2 separate regions of the Homo sapiens genome follow, and region 1 is linked to region 2. Evidence: chromatin contacts called from ENCODE Hi-C or POLR2A ChIA-PET data. All regions are on one chromosome and are shown on one strand. Each heading gives the region's core, a stretch centred on a gene start or an enhancer-like site at or near the end of the contact. The rest is flanking DNA. Distances are from core to core; before and after follow the strand shown.

Evidence for each region. Hi-C counts contacts between places; a loop is a spot of excess contacts on that map. ChIA-PET counts read pairs that join two places held with the same protein, here RNA polymerase II (POLR2A). Pooled maps may share reads with other maps.
Region 1: a map with no recorded cell type shows a loop between it and region 2 (2.5-fold over the local background). The contact joins two enhancer-like sites. A Hi-C loop is called at or near these places in 2 of 168 maps with a recorded cell type or tissue (colonic mucosa and psoas muscle), 5 of 37 single-sample maps with no recorded cell type and 8 of 50 pooled maps. POLR2A ChIA-PET finds 5 or more read pairs at or near these places in 1 of 52 experiments (OCI-LY7).

Annotation. Positions count from the first base shown.
Region 1 is chr16:53,455,569-53,460,646 of GRCh38, forward strand. It overlaps RBL2 (RB transcriptional corepressor like 2), which reads left to right. Exons shown (of 22, transcript NM_005611.4): 9 at 3,883-4,049. Among named protein-coding and RNA genes, the nearest start is that of RBL2, 24 kb to the left of the region's middle. Within about 2 kb of position 2,268, at least 6 of the 41 ENCODE cell types and tissues checked have a DNase peak (open chromatin) inside an H3K27ac peak, as active enhancers do.
Region 2 is chr16:53,217,045-53,222,265 of GRCh38, forward strand. All of the region lies in intron 3 of CHD9 (chromodomain helicase DNA binding protein 9), which reads left to right. Among named protein-coding and RNA genes, the nearest start is that of CHD9, 160 kb to the left of the region's middle. Within about 2 kb of position 2,827, at least 4 of the 41 ENCODE cell types and tissues checked have a DNase peak (open chromatin) inside an H3K27ac peak, as active enhancers do.

The DNA of each region.
Region 1 (5,078 bases), core at 1,018-3,517, 240 kb after region 2:
GGACAGGAGATAAACAAGTAAATATATAGTATGTTGGGTGATGATAGATGAAGAAAATAGAGTAGTAATACAAAATATTGAGGGGAGGGGAGAATGGGATGGGTGGGCTGTGGTAGGTAAGGTGGTTGGGAACGGTGTCACACACCAGAAGTAAGTGAGGAAGCAAGCCATATGAATAGCTGGGTAAATGTATTTGAAGCTGAGAGCATAACAAATGCAAAGCCGTGAGGTTGGAACAGGATTAGCTTTTTGGAGGAACAGTGAGAATGCTAGTGTGGTAGGAATAGAGTGAGGGAAAAAGTGGTAAGAAGTGACGGGAGGCCAGGTGTGATGGCTCATACTTGTAATCCTAGCACATTGGGAGACTGAGGCAGAAGACTGCCTGAGCCCAGGAGTTCAAGACTAGTCTGGGCAACAAAGTGAGACCCCGTCTCTACATAAAATATTAATACAAAAAATAAGCTGGCCATGGTTGTGTCCACCTGTGGGCCCAGCTACTTGCGAGGCTGAGTTAGGAGGATTCGTTGAGCCCAGGAGTTCCAGGCTGCAGTGAGCCGTGATCGCGTCACTGCCCTCCAGCCTGGGTGACAGAGCAAGAGCCTGTCTTTAAAAAAAAAGAAAAGAAGAAGAAAAAGAAATGCAGGGAAGAGGGAACAAGAGAGCCAGACAGACCGTGTAGGCTTTGGAAGCCATCGTAAGGACTTTTGCTTCTGCTCTGATTGAGGTGAAAGCCATTAAGAGGGTTATTAAGAGGAGTGACTGATTTACATTTTTAAAGGTCTTCTGGGAAAGTGGGATTAGAGGCAAGGGTGGAAGTAGGGAGTTAAGAAGCTATTGGAATGATTCTGGCAATAGTTTATGGTGGCTTGCTTCAGAGAATGGTTTGTAGCTGGGCCATATTTTGGAGATGGCACCCACAGGATTTACCGAGGGTTTGTATCTAGGGTATGAGAAAAAGAGAACAGTGATGTCTCCAGTTGGGTGAATGATATAAAAGCTAAAATCCTGACAAGTGCCTGTAATGTTGTAAGTTATCTGGCCCTGGCTCTCTCTGAATTCATCTACTTTCCTCCCTCCTCACCCACTTATGCCACATTAACCTCCTTTTTTGTTCTTCAGATATGCCAGGCATGCCTGCAACACAAAGCCTTTGCCTTTGCAATTCCCTCTGCCTAAACTGTATTGCTTCAAGAGACTCATGTGGCTTCCTTCTCACTTCATTCTGGTCTCTGATAACCCAACTGCTATGTCAATAATAACCACAACATCCTCCCCAACCCTCAGGACTTCTTTTCCCCCTGACTCTGCTTGCTAGTGTTTCTCTTCGTATTTATCACTGTCTGACAGTAAGTAGGGAGGTAGGTAGAAAGAATTGTTTATTACCTGTCTCCTTGCATTAGAATATAAGCTTCACCAAGGCTGTGACCAGTGTTGTATGCAGCGCTTGGCACATAGTAGACATTCGGGGAACATTTACTACTGAAATTTATTAAGAGGGAAGAGCAAGTCTGGGGGAAGGGGAATCAAGAGTTAGGGTTATTAGCATGTTAAATTAGAGATGTCTTTTAAGCATCCTAGTAGAGAAGTTGAATAGACAGTTGAGGTATACAAGACCGGAGTTCACAGTTCACAGTAGAGGTTAGGGGTTGTGTATATATGTCCTGGGGTCATCAGGGTGGGTACAGATAGCTTTTTTTTTTTTTTTTTTTGAGATGGAGTCTCGCTCTGTCACCCAGGCTGGAGTGCAGTGGTGCAATCTCGGCTCACTGTGACCTCTGCCACCTGGGTTCAAGCGATTCTCCTGCCTCAGCCTCCTGAGTAGCTGGGATTACAGGTGCCTGCCACCATGCCCAGCTAATTTTTTGTATTTTTAGTAGAAACGGCATTTCACCATCTTGGCTAGTCTGGTCTTGAACTCCTGACCTCATGATCTTCCCGCCTCGGCTTCCTGAAGTGCTGGGATTATAGGCGTGAGCCACCATGCCCAGCCGTAGATGGCTTTTAAAGCTATAAAATGAGGAGGGATTACTTAGAGGTATGAATTGAGAGAGAATACAAGAGGACTAAGGACAAAGCTCAGGGTCACTCCAAATTTTGTAAGTCTTCATTTGGAGATGGAACATCCTAATATTTTTAAGATACCGACTTAATATTTGCACCCAAGTTAAAGATTCCTCTTGATCAGAATGAACAGGAAGCTTTAAGCTAAGCACAGTGCTACCAAGAAGCACCATGTTGACCTTGAGGACTCTGGCAGGAAGCTGTTTGTGGTTGTCACACCTAGTTTCCTCTGTGAAACTACTGCTGCCTGTGGGTGATGTGGTTATATGCTGCTGGCTGCTGTTGATTCTCCTGTTTGTGTACAAGGTGTTTTTCCCTCCCAGTGCCTCCCAATGTAGGCATCGGTTCATGCACAGTGAAGTAGTTGGCTGCAAGAAACCTTGTAAGGCAGGGAGCAGCCTTTTGAATGCAATAATCTACCCAAATCATTTTATTGACTTAATTATAGAATGAATTTCTTTGAAACAAAGTGAAAGTCTTAGTTGTATTACACTTTAAGACATAGAGAAAACATGTAGGTTTGTTTCTGTATACAGTAAATTTCTGTGCTTTTCTATATCTTATGAAACTTGAATAGTTGGCTCTGTTGCCAGGTGAAAGTTTTGCTAGGTTTTTTAAAAAATTAGAATAAGTACATTTAATACACAGGGAAATTTTATCTTGAATATTAAAAGACATTGTTAAGCTATCTTAACCTTTCAGAGTTTATTTGAAAAATCAGAAAGATGTTTTACTGGCTCCTTTGACACCAAGTCACATCTTCTCCATATTTATTGTCAAGAATGTTGACTTTAACTTATTTCTCTGAAGACCTGTCTACCTTAGGGGGAGAACCTGTGATAGATTCTGGTAACCAAAGGTAGAGGAGGGGCAGGAAGACCAATGAAGGCTGTTCTGCATCAAGTTGCCTTTTTAGGGAATGTTCAACTTATTATCTGTCTCTGAAGCAAATTTGAATATTTGGATGGTGGGTGTATTAATTCATTTTAACGCTGCTGATAAAGACATGCCCAAAACTGGGAACAAAAAGAGGTTTAATTGGACTTACAGTTCCACATGACTGGGGAGTCCTCAGAATCATGGTGTGAGGCGAAAGGCACTTCTTAGGTGGCGGTGGCAAGAGAAAAATGAGGAAGAAGCAAAAGTGGAAACCCCTGATAAGGCCGTCAGATCTCGCGAGACGTATTCACTATCACAAGAATAGAACGGGAAAGACTGGCCTCCATAATTCAATTACCTCCCACTGGGTGCCTCACACAGCACATGGGAATTCTGGGAAATACAATTCAAGTTGAGGCTTCGATGCAGACATAGCCAAACCATATCAGTAGGCTTTTGTTAAATCATGGATTTTTTTTGGAACCAAATTTAATCACAATTTTCTTTTATCTTTGAGTGTCTGCAAAAATAGCAGTAGATGGGAATTGTGAAATTCTGTTTCTCAGAGCTGAGAATAATCTTAATTTTTCAGGTGAGCAGAATGCTTATCTTTGCCTCCGAGCATAAGTTTTACAAGAGGGAATGTAGGGAGCTGTACCTTATTTTAGAGTTTTAACTTTTAAGAGACAAACTTTTAGTTAGCTAAAATACAAATTATTCTTTCACACCTTCGTCTTCACATGGATATTGGCGGCTCTTAATGCTGTTATGTTTAAATTCCAAGAATGGTGACATTTGAGTCACTAAAATTTATTGATATTGTAAAGATAAAGTCTTACTGGCTTGAAGTCCCATTTGTGAAGTGAATTAAAGTCTTTCTGGCCTAAAATAATGTTCTTTAAAAAATGTTTATTAATTCTGTGTAATTTTTTTTTTCTTTAGTCCAAAGCACTTAGAATCTCCACACCACTAACTGGTGTTAGGTACATTAAGGAGAATAGCCCTTGTGTGACTCCAGTTTCTACAGCTACGCATAGCTTGAGTCGTCTTCACACCATGCTGACAGGCCTCAGGAATGCACCAAGTGAGAAACTGGAACAGATTCTCAGGTTAGTTTGAGCCCTGTCTGCTTTCTAAGATTTGGTTATTGACCATTTTCCAATTTCCTATTCTTTCATTATTAATGCCTTAATTCACCCATGAATAATTTTTTATCAATTGTATACTCAGTCCTGTTGTGAGTCTATAGAGGACCTAGCAATAAGATGTATAAGTGGAAGATCTTCTTTCCTTAGATTTCTTTAATATAATACAAGACACAGTAACTAATAACACCAGACAGTGTAGAGTAAAACACAAAAGTGTCTTATTGCCAACTGTTCTTTCAAGATTTCAGGGAGTGGTGAGGTGGGGGCGGGGGGAAGCTCAGTGATGATGGGAATTGTCAAAGGACTTTATGAAGAGGGTTGAACCTGAGGTAAGTTCTGAAGGGTGACTCAGATTTGAAAAGATTAATAGAGTTCCACATGTTCATAAAGCAGGACAAAAACCACTGTAACTTTTGTAAGCTCTATAAAACATCCTTATCCTGGAAAGGAAGTTCACTGCATTTAGTTCCTTTGATCTCCCTGAGACTGGTAGGAATATCATTGAGTTTTAATTAAAAGCCCAGTAGGCTGAATCTCATCATCTTATGCATAACCTTTGGCAAGTTGATTTGAAAAGTTACCTCCAAGGTCCCTCTCAGTCCTAAAACCTTATGATATGATAACGTAGACCCAAAAGGACCCCATTTTATTTCTGATGATGGTATATCAAGAAGACCCTATATGTACACATAAGTAATTTCCCACTCATAGCCAGGCTTCTTAAATGCCAACTACTTTTCCTTTACATTTTAGTGAAGTCTGCTTTATTCATAAACTTGATTGTGATTTATACTCAACAAGTTATATCTCTGTGGCCTCTTCCTGAGTCATGTTTTTCAGATGCACCTTGTTTGCCTTGAATTTAGAAGCATTTCGTAAATACATTTCAGAAGCCATCTTAATCTCTGTGTCTTCCAGATCGCTTTACAGTTTCTAACTAGGCATAACAGCATTTTAAATCTTAGGTACCATTAGTGGGGTTAAATAAAT
Region 2 (5,221 bases), core at 1,577-4,076:
TGTCGGTTCCCCTTTTTTTGTTGGCCAGGATCCAATTCAGGATCCTACATTTCATTTTGTTGTCATATCTCCTTAGTCTCCTTCAATTTAGGATAGCTCCTCAGACTTTTTTCTTTTATGATGTTTTCATTTTTGTAACATACTGGCCAGTTATTCTGTAGAATGTACATCAATTTGAGTTTGTTGGGCATTTTCTCATAAAGAATCTGTATTTTATTTTATTTTTGAGACAGAGTCTTGCTTTGTCGCCCAGGCTGGAGTACAGTGGTGCAGATCTTGGCTTACAGCAACCTCTGCCTCCCAGGTTCAAACGATTCTCCTGCCTCAGCCTCCCAAGTAGCTGGGATCACAGACATGTGCCATCACGCCTAGCTGATTTTTGTATTTTTAATAGAGATGGGGTTTCGCCATGTTGGCCAGGCTGATCTTGAACTCCTGACCTCAGGTGATCCTTTCTCCTCGGCTTCCAAAAGTGCTGGGATCACAGGCGTGAGCCACCACACCTGTCTAGAATCTGTATTTTAAATAGCTTTCATGAAGCTTTCCCCAAACACTTAGGCACTGCTGATCTGACACCAACCTAATTAATTGTGCCTCTGTAATATTACCTAGATACCATTTTAGAATCTATAATAAATTGGTAAGGTTTACAGTTTTCAAGGTTCATTGTAAATAACCCTATTTCTAAAATCTCTCTCTCTAGATAGATAGATCATTTTATTTAAAAAAAAATTATAATATTTTAGAAATAGGGTTTTACTTTGTTTCCCAGGCTGGCCTCGAACTCCTAGGCTCAAGTCTTCTCCCACTTCAGTCTACCAAGTAGCTAGAACTACGGGTGCATACCACTGCGCCTGGCTTATACTCTTTTCTTTCTTTCTTTCTTTCTTTCTTTCTTTCTTTCTTTCTTTCTTTTTTTTTTTAATTCAGAATTACTGGGGTTTTTTAAAATCTAATTTTAAAATGCCACCCAAATTAACCCAGAATTGTATCAGTCAAAAATGATTTCAGAATTGACTTTTTTCCTATCATGGAAACGTACCCTTTTTAAATAGAAAAGGCACGTGTAACATTTTGGATTTAGAAGGTTTAGTAGGGAAATACTATATATCTGAAATATCTCTTACAAAGTTAGAATCTGAAAACGATTTTTGCATGGGTTGTTAAAAATGACTAATGAGTTCATGAAATAAGATGCTATTCCAGACATGTAGAACAATGTTGGAAGAATAATACAGAATATGTGGAAAATAAAGTGAAAGTTGTTTTTTTGTTTTTAAGTAAAATTTTCAAATAATTAGTATAACAAAAGGCTTATCTGAGGTGTGATGGGAAACATTTTTATCTAACCTAACCCCACCACTCAAAAGGGCAAGTGTTTAAGATTTATTTGGTAGTTAGTATTTATTTATTAGTATTTTCTAGAGATTTAGGTAATATTTATCTATAAAAATGTTTAAGCAGCTTAGTCCTTTGTCCTTAGAGAATCTTCATTTAATCATTAACCCTTATGCTATTGTAAAGGAATAGCGGAACCAGTTCATAGTCATTTGTAAATTTTAAAAAAATTTAAATATCTCCGCCTCTCATTTCATTGAAGTTTTTATTCATTGGGATTTGAATGAATAAGATATTGCATCAGAATGTGCATTCACGTAATTCATTTAGCTTATCAAACATTGAAAAAATACCTTTTTAAGCAATATATGAAGGGTATTAATAGGCCATGATTTCCATTTCATGGGAGATTGTTATTTAAACAACTACACTCTCCGTGTGTTGTTCTCATCTACAAACTATTTGAAAATACACATTTAAGTTGGAGATTGATAGCAAGTAGGAGGAAGTATCAAATATGTATTTTTACTACCCAGTTTTATTTAGTATTGTCCCTTACTTTGCCATTAAAAATCATCTGCACCAGTGCCTTAGGATGTAGCAAATATTCACAAGCAAAGTAACGGATACCCTTAGGAGGCGGTTCGTACTGGGAGAGGCATGAGAGGGGACTTCTGGGAAACTAATGCCTTGTTTCTTGATCTGGAAGCTGGCTACACAGATATTTTCTGTTTGAGAAAATTGAGCAGTACTCTTACGTTTGCACTTTTCTGACTTTGCATTACACTTTAATATTAGTAAACTTGCACTGATAGGGTTACGGAAAATGAGAGATTGGATTGGGTGCATATTGAGGTTGTGATACCTATGAGATACCCATATGTATATGTGTAATAAGCAATTAGTTATATGAACATGAAGCGTGGGGAAAAAATCTGAAATAGAGATAAGAGATTTGAGGATCTTTAACTTCTAGGTAGTAGTTAAGAAAAGATTAAATTAAATCTCTCAGGGAGAGACAGGAAGGCGGCTGAAGACAGAACTTTGAGAGAAACCAAAGTTTAACAGGCTAGCAGAGAAGAATTGTCAATGACTGAATCCTACGGAAAACTAACATTCAAGGCGTAGATGCAGGAAGAAGAGCCAAAATTTAGTAAAAGCAAGTTTAGTGAGAACCAGAAGACTCTTGTGTCAGGGAGCCAAGAAAGGGGCCAAAAGGAAACAGTTACACGTTAGGACTTAGTTACACATTATGATTTTTTAAAGCTCTGTTGGATTTGCCATTTTAAAAGTCTTTTGAGTCCTTAAGCATTAGAAGTTTAGGCTTTGGAGTGAGGCATACTTAGTTTCTGTCTCTGTTCTTACTATTTCTGTGACTTTGAGCAAGTTATTTAACTTCTCTAGGCCTCAATTTCTTCTTATAAAATAATAGTACTTCCCTTTTAAAATTGTATGAACATCAAGTGAGAGAATGCATGTAAAGTCAGCACAGAGGCTGACTCATAGTAAACATTGAATAAATGGAAGCTATGAATATTAAAAGTAGTTTTGAGAGTTGAGATTATAGTTGGTTGAGGAATGAAACGGAAATGACTCTTGAGAACTTTGGATACAAAGGAGGAAGAACAAGGTCATATGGGGTCTAACAGTAAATATAGCCTCAAGGGAGATTTTTATTTTAGGAAAGAAACTAGAGGAGGAAAAGGGACTAGAACAGAGAGGAAATAAGCAGTGAAAGTGGTGAGAGGGAATGAAGTGTAACTATGGTTGGTTCCTTAATGTTGCTTCAGAATATCTTTGTGTTTCTTCTGATTTCCTGCTTCCAACATAAGCTGTATTTCTTACTGTTATTTACTTTCTTCACATATTCAGAACAGTGGCGGGTGAGACACCAAGTAAGAATTACCATTATTCTGTTGAATGTGGTAATCATACCAATACAAGAATAATATAGGGAAAAAGCATTCTATAACTTTTTCTCACCTGAAGTCTAGTCATCCAGTCAATAACCAAGTCCTGTTGGTTCTACTTCCACAATAAAAAATTATATCTTTCTTTACCTCTTCATCCACATTCCCACAGCCCTAGATTACCATCTTTTTCTCTCCCCTGAATTGTCATTTGCCTTATCATCGGTTTCCCTTCCTTGCATTTCACTTCCTTGTCATCACATTGCCCCCTTGCTTACAATTCTTATATCTTCCAACTGCTTTATTTTTTTTATTTATTCAAAATAACTCACTGCCTATTCATTAAACATTTGCTGCCAGTGATGAACAAGACAGATTCCTTTTAAATTCTTGCTCTCAAGAGCTTAAAAGCTGCCCTTAAAATGTGAACTCTTTGTGTGTCATACAAGGCCTTCTGTGATCTTCACCCATTCTGGTTGTCCAGCTGTCTGCTGCCTCCTTCTGGGGTACTCTGTGTATTCCTGTCATGCTATTACCACTGCATGTTCTCCTCACTCTTCTGTGGTATCCCCCTACCTGGAATGTACTCTGCCGCTTCTTTCACTACCTGTTAAACTTCTTTTCATCATATCAAATGTTGTCTTTTCTGTAAAGCCCCCTTTACTCTTCAGTAAGCGTGAGCACTTCTTCCTTTGTGTTCACATTGCATCCTGTGCTAACCCCCACTTTGGCATTTTAGCTGTGATCATAGTCTAACTATGATACTTTAAGGTTAGGAACTGTGTCACTATATTTTCAAATCCTAGAGCCTAGGAAAGTGCTTGGCATAGAATAATTAGAAGTTGTTAGCATTAGTTGAGAAATCACTATGCATCAAGACTGTGCTAAGAGCCAATATACATTATCCCACTTAATTCTCAGCAACAGCAGATGTAGTTATTATGATATCCCTATTTTCCAGGCAAGGAAACTAAGGCCAAAAGAGATCAAGTAATTTGCCCAATGTCTCACAGATAGGTACATGGTGGAGTCAGGGTTTAAATCTTTGACCCTGTGTTTTCAAAGTGCATGCTCTTAACCTCCAAATTCTCCTACATTAATAAATAGTTGTTGAAAGAATTCTGATATCTTTCTGATAAATCATACCTGAAAGTATTGGGGAGATTTTCCATTTTTATAATACAGATATTTAAAATAGTACGTTGCTGATTAATAATTACCGTGGTTTAAAATCATGCCCCTGCATCTGTTGAAGCAGATAAGGAAATGTGAGAGTTATGTTTTTATACCTCTCATCAAGACAAAAAAACCCACTTTCATTTTAGATAGCTCCATCTGGTGTGTATATATGTAAATATCAATATATATATAAACATACATATATGACGATATACTGACACATACATGCTTTAGGAATATAAAAAATAATAGTTCTTATGCTTAGGAACATACAGTACAGATAAGATAAGCCTTAACATAAGTGAAAGAATTAAAGAACAACAAATTGTTAAAGTGCCTTAAGTAATTGTCTTTCTACTGTAGAGCAGAAGGAAGTAGAGGCTTTTAACGAATAGGGGGATTCAAGGAATCAAGTGGAATATGAATTTAATAAGAGAAAAAAATCTGTCATTGGAAATCTGCAAGATAATAAAGTAAACACAGTTGTATCACCTCACATTTTTCCTATGAAAAGTAATCTTAAGCCTAAAAAACAAATAAGACTTGATTGCCTTTTTTTTTTTACCTGCTAAATTTATTTATTTATTTGTTTGTTTGCTTGCTTGTTTGCTTATTTATTCATTGAGATGGAGTTTCGCTCTTGTTGCCAGGCTGGAGTGCAATGGTGCGGTCTTGGCTCACTGCAACCTCCGCCTCCCGGGCTCAAGCGATTCTCCTGCCTCAGCCTCCCAAGTAGCTGGGATTACAGATGCCTGCCACCACGCCTGACTAATTTTTGTATTTTTAGTAGAGAT